Regions from separate parts of the Homo sapiens genome. Here region 2 is linked to region 1. A link is a contact called in ENCODE Hi-C or POLR2A ChIA-PET data. All regions are on one chromosome and are shown on one strand. The core of a region is the stretch at or near the end of the contact, and the rest is flanking DNA. Distances in the headings are between cores, read along the strand shown.

Region 1 (6,345 bases), core at 2,206-4,705:
TCTCTCTTCCCTCTGTTCAGACCTTGAAGAATTCAGACTTTTGAGGGAATGGAGGGAGCCTCTCACTCTAGGGAGGTCATTCCATCTGTTCTGCCTCTGGGACGTACGACAGAACCTATGACATCCCAAAAGACAGCTGGTTCTTCTAATACACAATAAGATTCTCCTGAGTTACAGTGCCTCATATGCCCTCGTTCATTGATTTTGTTAGGAGAGACTGAAGTCTCCAAAAGATTGCCAAGTGCCTGCTACCATCTACTAAATTCTTGCAAGACAGGGCTTTAGTAATTCATAACGCCTCAGCATGTTTACCCAGTTAAATGACATTGTTTCAGCATTTGGTAGAGAAGAGCCATTTCTGCATCTACTCAATCCTGTCACTTAATTGTCATTGTATAGGAGTTCATTAACATTCCCTTAATTTGCTATGAAGAGTTAAAAGGCTTTCAAATCTAGTCAAATTCAAAACCAGTTTATTTGCCTTTTATGATGATGGAAATGATGTGCACTGTAAATAACCTTATGTTCAACATTCAGCGATATTAATTTCACTCAACTTCATGACTTAAGGTCAAATACGTTAATCAAAGCCACTGTCATTAACACAGTTTCCTTTTCTATTAAGCGATTAAGATCACTTACTATTAATGAGTCGTGAAGTTTTAATAAATTTTTGCTGGTGTGAAATTACAAAACAGTAATTATGACACATACTGTATGGATGGCTTGTTCCACGATGTAAATTTGGCCCAGTGTTGGTAAAATACAAAAGAACCGCAAATAATTAATTAGTTGCTGCCATGGCACCAAAATAAGGCTTCACTATGAAAGCAAATGAATGAAAAATGAAGAGCCTTTTGTTGTTATTAGTGAACTGTTACACAGTGAGACCTGGGCACTCAAAAAGGCCTGATCCCTCAAAAATGACATTTTGACTGGAGCTGGAGGAGAAATATCTGCAAGAATTCTTTTGGGTTGAAGTCCATTTTTCTGGCATGGGGCTGATTGTATAACAGTATGGGGCAGGAGGAGGATTTTGAAATAAAATTAAATGTTGATGCAGATGGATTGATGGGAATGGTACCAAAGAATTAGCATCTCAAGACTGAGAGAGCTCCTGTGAGCCTGGGAGAGACACAGAGTCCTCAAGGATTTACCACCTACATTGAGAGTTCGTTGCAGAACACATCGCGGTCCCTAAAGGATTATGTCACAATGAAGATTCCTGGGCACTGCCCCCAGAAATGTTGGTTCAGTGAGTCTGGAATAGGGCCTAGGTGTCTGCATACACGCAGGACAATTCTGATACAGGTGGTCTCTGGCACACACTTTGAGAAGTAATAATCTAGAAGGCCTAAACCACAATTCTTCAAAACTATATAGGAGTCAAAATCCTCACCGCAAACACTAATGTACCAAGCCCCATATTAAGCACAAGATCATAAATTTTCTACATTGTTTACAATCAAGTAAGAAAGGGATATGTATATAAATAACAAATATATCATCATCTAAGATTTCCTGAGCATTTGCTTATAATGTGCCACACACAGAGCTGAGTATTTTATATGTACAATCAGATTTGACCTCAACACAACCCCATTCTTCAAATCTGGAAACTGAGTCACAGAGAGATTACATAACTTGCCCAAGGTCACACAGCCAGCAAGTGTCAAGCTAAGAAGTGGGCTCTATTAGGCAGGCAGTAGGCAGCAACCGAACATGTTTAGATAGGGGAGAAACACAACCAGAGGGCTTAGGAATGTCTCCTGGGACAGCGCTGTGAAGCAGGGACTGGGGTGGACGCAGGTGAGCCCCCTGGGTAGCAGTTTCAGTTGTCCAGGGCAGTGGTTTGCGAACTGCTCCCCAGAGCCTTGGAGGTTTTGGGGTGTGTCCAAGGCTGGATGCTGAGGTGGAGGTTTAAGTAGAGTTCCTTATCCTTTTGCTGTCCCCTTGACACCCCCATTCACATTTTATATCTGCTGTTGGAGAATGCTATCATGTGACAAAATGTCTGAAAACCCCTGGCTTGAGGCACGCAAGAAAGGGGCAGAAGGTAGAAGTGCAGGCTCAGAAATGCTTCCAGGATGGGACAGGTGGGAGCCATGAGACTGAGTTGGAAGTTGGGCCCGGGTTGTTTAACCTGCTGGCACAGGGCTTGGTGAGACAGTTCATCTGGAAGTCAAGAGACAAGTCCAGAGTTTGGGGATGGAAGATTTGATATTTATTTTGGAGTCATCTGTGGCCAGGGAATTTATTCTAGAAGGAACACAGCCAGCCAGTTTCTGAGTGAGGCTGAGAAGGACCCAAGTGCCTGTTCTGTTCTGGGTACCGTGCCAGGGACGGTAAACATCTATCACTAGCCCTAGGAGGTCTGCACTCCTAGGGCGGATGCTGTGCCCACCTGGCAGAGAAGGCTTACTGAGTTGCAGCAGAGAAGGCTGCACCATCGACACAGCAGCTACCCTCACTGAGCACTCACACATGCCAAAGCACTTAAATATCATCTCATTTACTCCTCGGGAAAGCCCAGGAGGAAGACACCGTTATTTCCTCTGTTTTAAAGATGAGACTAATAAACGTATCGCATGTGGGTAAGTGAGATTCCAAAGCTTGTGTTCTTTTCTCTCCACCTGTGATGATATTGATAAGACCAGCTTCTATCTTAAGAATTAAACAACAAAAGACAGGGCAGCTTCCGTTATACACTATAACCCAGACAGATGGGACCTGCCAGTTATGCTAATTCACAACTACGCAGCTGAGCCTTGCAAACACTTTTCAAAGCCAGCCCCAGCTTGGGGTCACCCCTCCTGCAAGGAGAGGCAGTTTGTCTAAATACAAAAATAGGCGAAAAGGGTCCAAGAAGCAGAACTCCCACCCAAGGTGGCCAAGTAAGAGGGAAGGGATACAAAATATGTCAGAAACTGGATAAGGCATTTCCTATTACCCATCAAACACCTTATTACACTGAATAGGTTATGTGGGAAAGATTTCTTTCCCTTAACCATTGCAATTGTCAATGTGAAGCACGAGTCTTCCAAGAATTTTCTGTCAAGCTCCTCACTAACCAGTCTCAGACCTCACAACCGGAACCACAGTGCCTCTGCCCCATTAGTGCCCCATCCGAAGGCTTGTCCTGGTTTGCCAAGATCAGTGTAAGAGCCAAGCCACAGTGGCAAATGCTACTGTCTGTGTTCTTCACACATAGGGTTATCACCCTTATTTTTAGCAACACTAGTGTCATTTAGCCTTACTTTATTAAGTTTTTATCCGTCTTTACTCAGGCAGGAGGCAAACACTGATAAGTGACTTGAAGACAAGGTAGGGCCAATGTGGAAACAAAAATAAAGATGCAGTAATCTGTAAATAGCTCCAGGGAACCATGTTTCCAAAGAGAGAGAGAGAAGCTGAGATGGCCCATTGCCCAGATTCCAGGGTAGGACTGCCTGTGATGTGGGAATTGCCCCTCTCTGGCCACAGGACAGCTTGGTTCAAGTATGTAACAACTCACCCCCTAGGGATTATCCTAGAATAGCCACTGGTTTCATTTTAAATGGTGAAAACAAGAATGAATATCTAATTTTTGTTGAGCACTAACTGTGTACCAAGAACTCTGCTCAGTGTTCCTGGGTACCTCTTCCCTGAGGCAAGGTGCACCAGCAGGACCCAGGTAGATCCACGTTTCTCAGAATGAGAAGGCTGCACAGGTCTCATTGTCAAAGCCTCTGCTGGGTTTGTCAGTCCTGGAAGTCTCCAGGGCTCCAGGGCACAACATTAACAGTGATTCTTTCCAGATGGCAGGACCATGGGCGATTTCTCTCTACTTTTTCATAAATTTTAAATGTTCAATATGGAACAATTAGTTTACACCATGAAAAGCATATCAAACTCTACTTTTCAAAAGTGTGCCAATCTATTAATTTGTCAGGTATAATAAGGAGAATAAGGCTTTGCTAGCAACGTGAACCACTGAACAACTACTAAGAAAAGGGCCTAGGTCTTCCAGCACAGCCTGGAACAATCACTCAGGAGTTGTTGAGTTCTCTTTCAGCTACTTTCCTATTCCATCTGTCGGTCTATTGTCCTATTTATTTAGTTAATGCTTGCTTGGTTCCTGTATTAGTCTGTTTTCACACTGCTATGAAGAACTTCCTGAGACCTGGTAATTTATGATGAAAAAAATTTAATTGACTCACAGTTCCACATGGCTAGGAGGCCTCAGGAAACTTAAAATCACGACAGAAGGCAAAGGGGAAGCAGGCGCAGTCTTCGCATGTCAGAGCAGGAGAGAGAGAGAGTGAGGGAGGAAGTGCCACACTTTTAAACCATCAGATCTCGTGAGAAGTCACTTGCTATCATGAGAGCAGCATGGGGGAAACCACCCCCATGATCCAATCACATTCTACCAGGTCCCTCCCTTGACACATGGAGATTACAATTCGAGACGACATTTGTGTGGGACACCGAGCCAAACCATATCGGTTCCCAAAAGGATATTGACAGCTTCCATGCAATTTAGTCAGATAAAAACTTGAAGTGAGTGAGAAACAAGAGACAAAGTGAAACAGCAGGTGGACCCAGCCCATGGGCCACGCAAGACCCGGCCACTTTCAACTGGGCTGTAAACATGGCTGCAGCTGACAACAGTAAAGAAAGGAACACTAATTACAGTTACACTGATGGAGAGCACTCGTGAGATCAAGAAAAAGCTTCTTAGAAGGGGCATGACTATTCCCGAGACTATGATGGGAAAGTATTTGTTGCAGAGTACCTGGTAAAAATGACACTTGGTGACATAAGAATGATCAATGTGCTCAACAACATCCCCACTCCAAGTCAGCCATGCTTCTCAGGGGAATTCTCTTACCAAAACAGACCAAAGGCATCGCTCCAAAACACTGTTCAGGAAAGGAAATTCTAAGGGGCTGTGCAATTGGGTCCAAGACCTTTATTCACTAATAGTCTGAACTAATGCAGGTTTTAGGGTATCTTGAGCAATGGTGCCCCAGGAGTTATGCAATTGTTTATTTTAAATTTTACCTTCAATACCTTTTAAATATCATACATCTTTCAAATCATATCATAAATATAATCAAATCACCTCCACCCAAATATGCTGTATAGTAAATTCTAACATTTTGGAAACCACTAAATTGATGAATCATGCATCTGGGTTGATGTGTTCTTTTGTAGCCCTGACAATGAAGCCCTTACCATACTGATTTAATTGAAAATTTTCTGAGATGGCCAGGTACGCTGTGGAAGAAATAAATATTGACAAGTGTACCCTCTTATCTATGTGAATTGTGACATTCTTAACCCACATGAACAAAACCTAGTGTAGTTACAAATTAGATGGAAAGGTGGATGTTAGAACGCAGCTGTCCCCTTAACTCTCAATTTCAGTTTTGGAGCCATTAAAACAACCTCTTTGACTGGGAAGACATAGTAACTAAATGCTATGTGGTTCTTGGATCCTGGAACCAAAAAAGAATATTAATGGAAATACTAGTAAAATCTAAAGAAAGTCTGTAGTTTAGTTAATTATATTATAATAATATTAACGTCAGTTTTGAAAGTGTACCAGTTATATAAGATGTCAACATTGAAAGAACTGAGTAAAGAATATGCTTCCCTCTATACAAGCTTTGCAAATCTAAAATTATTGCAAAATAAAAAGAGTTTAAAAAATTTAAACAATCTCATTGTTTTCATTTATTAACTTTGTTAAAGCATATTATACATTTGAGTTAACAACATGGTTACATAATATATTACAATGCCACGTGACTCTGTTTTATATATTAATGATCCATATAAGATTTGATTTGAAGAAAAGATTCTGTGGTATAAATTTGTTAAATTGTCCTTCCCCTTTACCAATAATTTAGTCCAAAAGACATTAGAGGGAATTGAGCAAGGAAGGTGAACTCGCCAGTGTGGTGGGGGGAGCCTGGGTGGTGCAGGACATGGGCAGGGTGTCAAATGCCAACTGGAGTAAGGAGGATGTCCACACAGGGGGGCAGCTTTGTGCATGGATTCAGGACCAAGTGGGGAAGAAAGGCTACCCAATGCAGAATGTCAGAACTGAGAGGAGCAAGGGGAGCTTCCACGTGCAGAGGTGGCTTAGCATGGAGAGTCAATGCTCAAGACAGTTGAGCAAGGCGTCCATGCAAGTAGGCAGGATGGGGGTGCACCCTGGTGTGGGGAAGCAGAGCCCAAACAGAGCGAGGAGAGCTTCTGTGTAAGGGTGCAGCCAGCGTGGGGAGTCAGAGCCTACATAGGGTGAGCAGGGGCACCCCAGTAGAAGAATTTTGTATAGCAGGGCACCATGGCAAGGGG
Region 2 (6,345 bases), core at 3,107-5,606, 230 kb before region 1:
GTTACAATAGACATGGCGGAGGCTTCAGTGAGGCCGTGGAGTATACTACAGGGAACTATGAATTCTGACCAAAGAGGTCCATATTATCGTAGTGTCCTGTTTGAGCTGAGCCGAACCTTGAAATATCAGGATGAAGCACGCATTAGGCAGATGGAAATGAATGGGCAAAGGTATAGCAGTCAAAAATGTCATGGCACACTTAGAGACTGGTGAATAGTTTTTTTTTTTTGTAACTACCGCGGTAAATCTGTCAAGCTGTCTGATGTCAAATGTTGAACTTTCATGGACTAGAATGAGTTAAAAAAATCTGAATGCTTTTTAAGCAGTAGAATTTTACAAAATGGAGGGCCAAGGAAGGCAATGAGAGAAACAGACAAAATGCTGCATGGAATAAAACTGTCATTCTCATCCTGACTCATCTGTTAACTTATGAAAATACACTTACATCAAGAAATGCCAGAAAATTGCTCACTTCACGTGCTTATGGGTAGATTGAACCTAATTTTGTGGCATTAAAACCAATTTTCTGCTGAGCAACATGTCACAGAGGATTACATGAACCTTTATAATTATCAATAATATTTGATACTTTGATGTCACCTTTCATCCTGAGATCAGTCCCATACACATAGGAACAGATAAGCTCCAAGGAAACAGAGATGATATTAATACATTAAGTCACAATGCTTTTCTGTCTTCGATATTCCAAGGGCAGTGTGTTTCTCTCACCTTTAGAAGTTAGTGGATGTAGGCCGGGCGTGGTGGTTCACGCCTGTAATCCCAGCACTTTGGGAGGCTGAGGTGGGTGGATCACAAGGTTAGGAGTTTGAGACCAGCCTGGCCAACATACTGAAATCCCATCTCTACTAAAAATACAAAAAAATTAGTTGGTTGTGGTGGTGGGTGCCTGTAATCCCAGCTACTTAGGAGGTTGAGACAGGAGAATTGCTTGAACCCAGGAGGCAGAGGTTGCAGTGAGCTGAGATCATGCCACTGCACTCCAGCCCAGGCGACAGCTCGAGACTCTGTCTCAAAAAAAAGAAGAAAAAAAGAAAAAAAAAAGTTAATGGATGTAGTTGTAAAGCAGTGATTTTTTTAATTATTATTTTTATTAGCTCCTACTACGGGAAGTCTTAGGCTACAGTATGGGCCACATCTTTCTGTTCACAGCTTTCCTTGGAAGATCAGCTTTTGACATATAGATTCTCCTACTCCCTGGCTTCTTTGCCTGCTGATCTCATCCTGACATACCAGAAGTGGGCTGTGTCTTCATCGATTCTTTGACTTCTACAAGAGACTAACAAGGCATCATCATCATCATCATCATCATCATCATCATTATCCTTCCAACTACAACCCCCAGTACTGCTGCTGCTTATGAAGTAAGCACTCTATGCACTATTCTACTATTCTAAAAACTTTATATATGTGTATATACCACATTAACTAATTCCACACCAACATTATAGGGTAGTGCTGTCCAGTAGAGCTTGCTGCAATGATGGAAATGATCTATATCTGTGTTGTCCAATATGGTAGCCACCAGCCACATGTAGCTATTGAGCACTTGAAATATGGTTAATGCTACTGAGGAACTGCATTTTTCTTTTATTTAATTTTAATTAATTTCATTGACATAGCCACATGGCTAGTGACTATTGTATTGGACAACACAGTTACAGCCTCTGGGGGTTTATTGTTACCTTTTTAAAAACAAAGCTCTGTATTCATCAGCAGCACAAACTTAATAAGGACAAGTGTGAGTGAATGGTTCAGAAATACATTATTGAAGCTAAAAATACAGATGATCCTTGACTTCCAATGAGGCTTATGCTCTGATAAACTCATCAAAAGTTGAGAACATCATAGGTTGAAAATGCATTTAATACACTTAAACTACCAAGCATCACAGCCTAGCCTAGCCTACCTTAAACATGCTCAAAACACTTACATTAGCCGGCAGTTGGGGAAAATTATCTAACACAAAGCTATTTTATAGTAAAGTGTTGACTATCTCATGAAACTTATTCAATACTAACCTGACAGTGAAAAATAGAATGATTGTATGGTCCATAGTCAAAATACAGTTTCTACTGAATGTATATGGCTTTTGCACCATGGTAAAGTCTAAAAATATAAGTAGAAGCATCATAAGTTGGAGATCATCTGTATTTTAAAAAGAAGTCCCATATTCTACACTGGGAGAGCTTTTAGTTCACCCTTCCCCCACCCTGTTAAAATTTGATTCAAAAGAATTCCGTGGAATATATAGGGTAACATGAAGTCATTTCTAAACAAAGAACATTTACAAAAGATGTGGATGATGTCTTAAACCTCATTGTAATCCAACTATCCCAAGTAATCAGCACCGGTAAGCACTAGTCCCTCTATTGAAAATTGAAATTCCAATTACTGATTTTCCAAAAGAAGACATTCTCCTCCACTTACGAAATGGAACAATGAAAGAGGATTTTCTGTTTGGGGTGACCGGGGAGAAACGGAGTCTTCACACAAAGTCTTAGTTCATATTCAGCCCTCCTTTCCTTGAAACCACATCCCCAGGATTTATCTGGCTTGTTTGTGAAAATATGGGAAAACATTTTAAGTCGAAGAAACTGATCAGATGACTTAATTACATTTCTGCTTAGTTCAGCCTGTAACTTAGACTGTTAGAGAGAGAGAACTTAAGTAGCCCTTGGTTTGAACCATCTGTCGCGAAAATGTGACATATGTTTGCTTTGTTTACTCAACAACCAAGTGTAAACTGATACACTGAACTAGAGTATCCCTGAATGATGTGGCTATGGGTGTGTGTGTGTTGGAGGAGGGGTGTCTGATGAGGGCGTCCGTCTCCTCATACTTACCCTGGAGGAACACGCGTACAGCACAAGAGAAGTGCGGATCCGTAGGATGTCCCCCGGGTTTGGGGCGCGCCCCGAGGCGCAGACCCTCTTTGGCGACTCCACACAATATGCAGCCCGCCTGCAAGCAGCCGCTGCAGCCGAGGGGCGCGCCTGGCTGATGTGTGGTTGAATGGAGAGCGGCCCAACCCTCCTCCTTCCTCCTCTTCTTCTCCCCGCCCTGACACCCGGGCCTCAAACTTCAACCAAAGCCCGTGCCCTTTTCAATTTACCCCCCTCGATCAAAATGAGCCATTCTTGTCTGTCCTCCGCGGCGGCCCATTGTCTGGCGTGATAGGTTTGCAGATTTGACAGCTGGGCGCACGCAGATTTGATTCAAACTCGGTCTCCCCGAGAGATGAACTTGGACATCAGCAAAGATCCCGAGCACTGCCGGCTGGCTCCTAGACCGGTCTCCCGACCCAGTGTAGACTTCGGTGCCCCGGGCGCCCCCCGGCGTGCGGGAAGGGGAGCGTGTGTCAGGCGTGGGGGGCGGGGGGTGAGCAGCACGACTGGGAACCAGCGGTCCCAGGGGTTGGGGCGAAGGGCTGTGTACATGTTAGGCTTTTTTTGTTGTTGTTAATTTACTCTCGAAACAGCCAAAATGGAGGTCAGCTTATAAATTTTCTAAAGCCAGGTCTGGCCGGGTTTAAATGCAGTGGGCTGGGGGCTCCGCTTTTGTCTCCTTGTCGGAGCTCCAGGAGAGAGGTAGAGACTGCGTGTGCATGTGTGCGTGTGAGTGTGAGTGTGCACGCGCTGGCGTGGACGAACGGATGGGCGCATCCCAGGATCGCCGCTCCAGCGTCCTGGGTCTGAGTGTGTCTTGAAAGCACCAAGTCTTGAATCACAGCCACTAGTGACGTGGGGGAAAACTTTGTGTTCCGAAGAAGGGTCTGGCTCGATTGCCCTAAGAAGAAAGAGCCCTTGTGCCCGTGTATGTGTGTGTGTGTGTCTGTGTGTGTGTGTGAGAGAGAGAGAGAGAGAGAGAGACAGAGAGAGAGAGAGAGAGAGAGAGTGTGTGTGTCTGGCAGCACCCGCGGCCGGCTGCAGAACACTGCGTGTCCTGTGCGCGAGTACGGGTCCGGCCGCGGGTCCCACCGCAAGCGGGCGTGTGCAGCTGCGGCTGCCTGGCGGGCGAGCTTAGGAGGGAGCTGGAGCTGCGGAGCGGCGGGAACAGGAGCAGGCCGAGGGTCCTCTGGCCAGAAGAAATCTGGCCTCGGAACACGCCATTCTCCGCGCCGCTTCCAATAACCACTAACATCCCTAACGAGCATCCGAGCCGAGGGCTCTGCTCGGAAATCGTCCTGGCCCAACTCGGCCCTTCGAGCTCTCGAAGATTACCGCATCTATTTTTTTTTCTTTTTTTTCTTTTCCTAGCGCAGATAAAGTGAGCCCGGAAAGGGAAGGAGGGGGCGGGGACACCATTGCCCTGAAAGAATAAATAAGTAAATAAACAAACTGGCTCCTCGCCGCAGCTGGACGCGGTCGGTTGAGTCCAGGTTGGTGGCATTTGGAGTTTTTTTCGTTCTGTTTGGGAACCCATTGCCGCTTCCCGTCCCTCTTCCCCACTCCTTCTTCCCCCCTCCTCCGGCCACCCCTTTCTTTTTGCTGGCGTCTCCCAACTTTAGGGCCCGGGGGGCGCTCGTGGCGCCGGGCTGCACCTGCCGGGGCACGCCGGGACTGCGGGCCGGCGCGCTCGCCCTGGGCTGGGGTGCGGAAGCGCCCGAGTCCTGGGCACCGGGCGAGAGTGTGAGAGGAGCGGACGCCCAGGAGGGAGCCGAGGACGCGCGGCGGGTAGGGGGTAGGGGCGCAGGAACCGGGTTTCAGCCCCAGTCGGGACATCGGTTCCCCCTGGCTTGGCGGCCTCTGGAGGGAGACGAGTCCCGGGGAGAAGGAGGGCGGCGACTGGGGCTAGGGATTGGCGATCGGAGTGGGGAGGGCCGGCGGCTGAGCGAGCTCGCTGGCTGACGCGAGGAGGGGGAGGCCAACTTCCCGGGAGAAGGGGCTCTTTCGGCGCCAGGGCTGGCTAGGGAGCTGCCGCCGCCGCCACCGAGGGCTCGGACTCCAGGCAGCTGCAGGCTCCGCTCGCGACGCTCGGAAAGTACCGTTTATTTATTTATTTGCTTGCGTTCAGCGTCTCGGGTTGAACCCAACAGACACCCCCTTGGACTTTAGGAACCCTCTTCAGACCTCTCCAGCCCTCACCTCCATCCCCGTGTCAGCGGCCCCTGGAAAACACGCACATGCACCCCGACCTGGGTGGGGGTGGGTCCTCACCCCGGTGTTGGAAATTCCCCAAAGGCGGGAACGGGGGAGGGGAGAGGGTTCTGTGGGGGGAGTCTCCGGCGCTCTCCGCTCTCATCTCAAAGCGCGCCCTCCCTTCCAGGTTGGGTCGGACCTGAACCCCTAAAAGCGGAACCGCCTCCCGCCCTCGCCATCCCGGAGCTGAGTCGCCGGCGGCGGTGGCTGCTGCCAGACCCGGAGTTTCCTCTTTCACTGGATGGAGCTGAACTTTGGGCGGCCAGAGCAGCACAGCTGTCCGGGGATCGCTGCACGCTGAGCTCCCTCGGCAAGACCCAGCGGCGGCTCGGGATTTTTTTGGGGGGGCGGGGACCAGCCCCGCGCCGGCACCATGTTCCTGGCGACCCTGTACTTCGCGCTGCCGCTCTTGGGTAAGTCGAGGCCCGCCGCGGGCTTTCTTACCCTCTGAGTCTTTCCTAGGGTCGCTTGCAGCAGCCCACCCCGCCCTCCGCACCAAAATTGGGGCGCGGGTGTGGTGGATGTGGAAGGAAGAAGTGTCTTTTTGGGGAATGGGATCGCGAATCCCCGGGTTAGGGAGGCGGTGGCGGCGCGGCGCTGCCTGAAGCTTTTCGGGCTTGGTTTTGATTTCCTGTGGTTTTTAATGACCCAACTTGGCGGGGGACTAAGAAGCCCTCCAGCCCAGGGCCCTGCACCCCCAGAGAGTCTCTGGGAGCTCGCGGAGCCGCGGCGGGCAGGTGGAGTTGGGGAGCATTGGGGCCGGGAGAGCAAACTTGGAAGAGAAAAGTTTTTCCCGAGTAGCTTCTGGGCACTCTCCGCCCGGCGGACCGCTGACCATGGCTGGCCTGCCCCGCGCCCAGCGCGCGCCCGGTGCCCAGTCCGCCGCCGCACTTCTCCTCGGAAAGCGCCTGAGTTTCAGCCGGGCGGAGCGGGTGGCTGGAGCCGGGGGTGGCCCGGGAGCCCGGGTCGTTGCTCAGGCCAGGATGCCCCGGGGCGGAGGGCCGACGTGCGCGGTGGGCAGCGCAGGCTCTGGAGCAAACCCTTGAAGCCCGCGGGCTGAGCCTGCGCCACTCTTCCTTGCGGGCCCGGGAGGAGGAGAGAGGAGCTGGAATTCCAGGGGGCGGGAAAATGGACTCCCGGATGGTCGAGAGGTGGACCCGCTCCCAGAGCAGGGCGCCCCCGAAGG

What was found. A loop is a pair of places that touch in the nucleus more often than their neighbours do. ChIA-PET counts read pairs that join two places held with the same protein, here RNA polymerase II (POLR2A). Pooled maps may share reads with other maps.
Region 2: a loop to region 1 is called in a map of heart left ventricle, with 2.6 times the contacts of the local background. The contact joins the promoter of GFRA1 here to the enhancer-like site in region 1. A Hi-C loop is called at or near these places in 2 of 168 maps with a recorded cell type or tissue (ascending aorta and heart left ventricle) and 2 of 50 pooled maps. POLR2A ChIA-PET finds 5 or more read pairs at or near these places in 1 of 52 experiments (activated CD4-positive, alpha-beta T cell).

What each region holds. Positions count from the first base shown.
Region 1 is chr10:116,041,986-116,048,330 of GRCh38, reverse strand. No RefSeq gene overlaps it. Among named protein-coding and RNA genes, the nearest start is that of SNORD158, 150 kb to the left of the region's middle. Within about 2 kb of position 3,455, at least 2 of the 41 ENCODE cell types and tissues checked have a DNase peak (open chromatin) inside an H3K27ac peak, as active enhancers do.
Region 2 is chr10:116,271,217-116,277,561 of GRCh38, reverse strand. GFRA1 (GDNF family receptor alpha 1) reads left to right here and starts at 4,356. Exons shown (of 11, transcript NM_005264.8): 1 at 4,356-4,399; 2 at 5,287-5,572. The coding sequence starts at 5,533. It overlaps LOC107984273 (a long non-coding RNA gene), which reads right to left and starts at 3,553. Exons shown (of 2, transcript XR_001747598.2): 1 at 730-3,553. RefSeq lists a silencer at 3,851-4,145 and an enhancer at 3,354-4,191.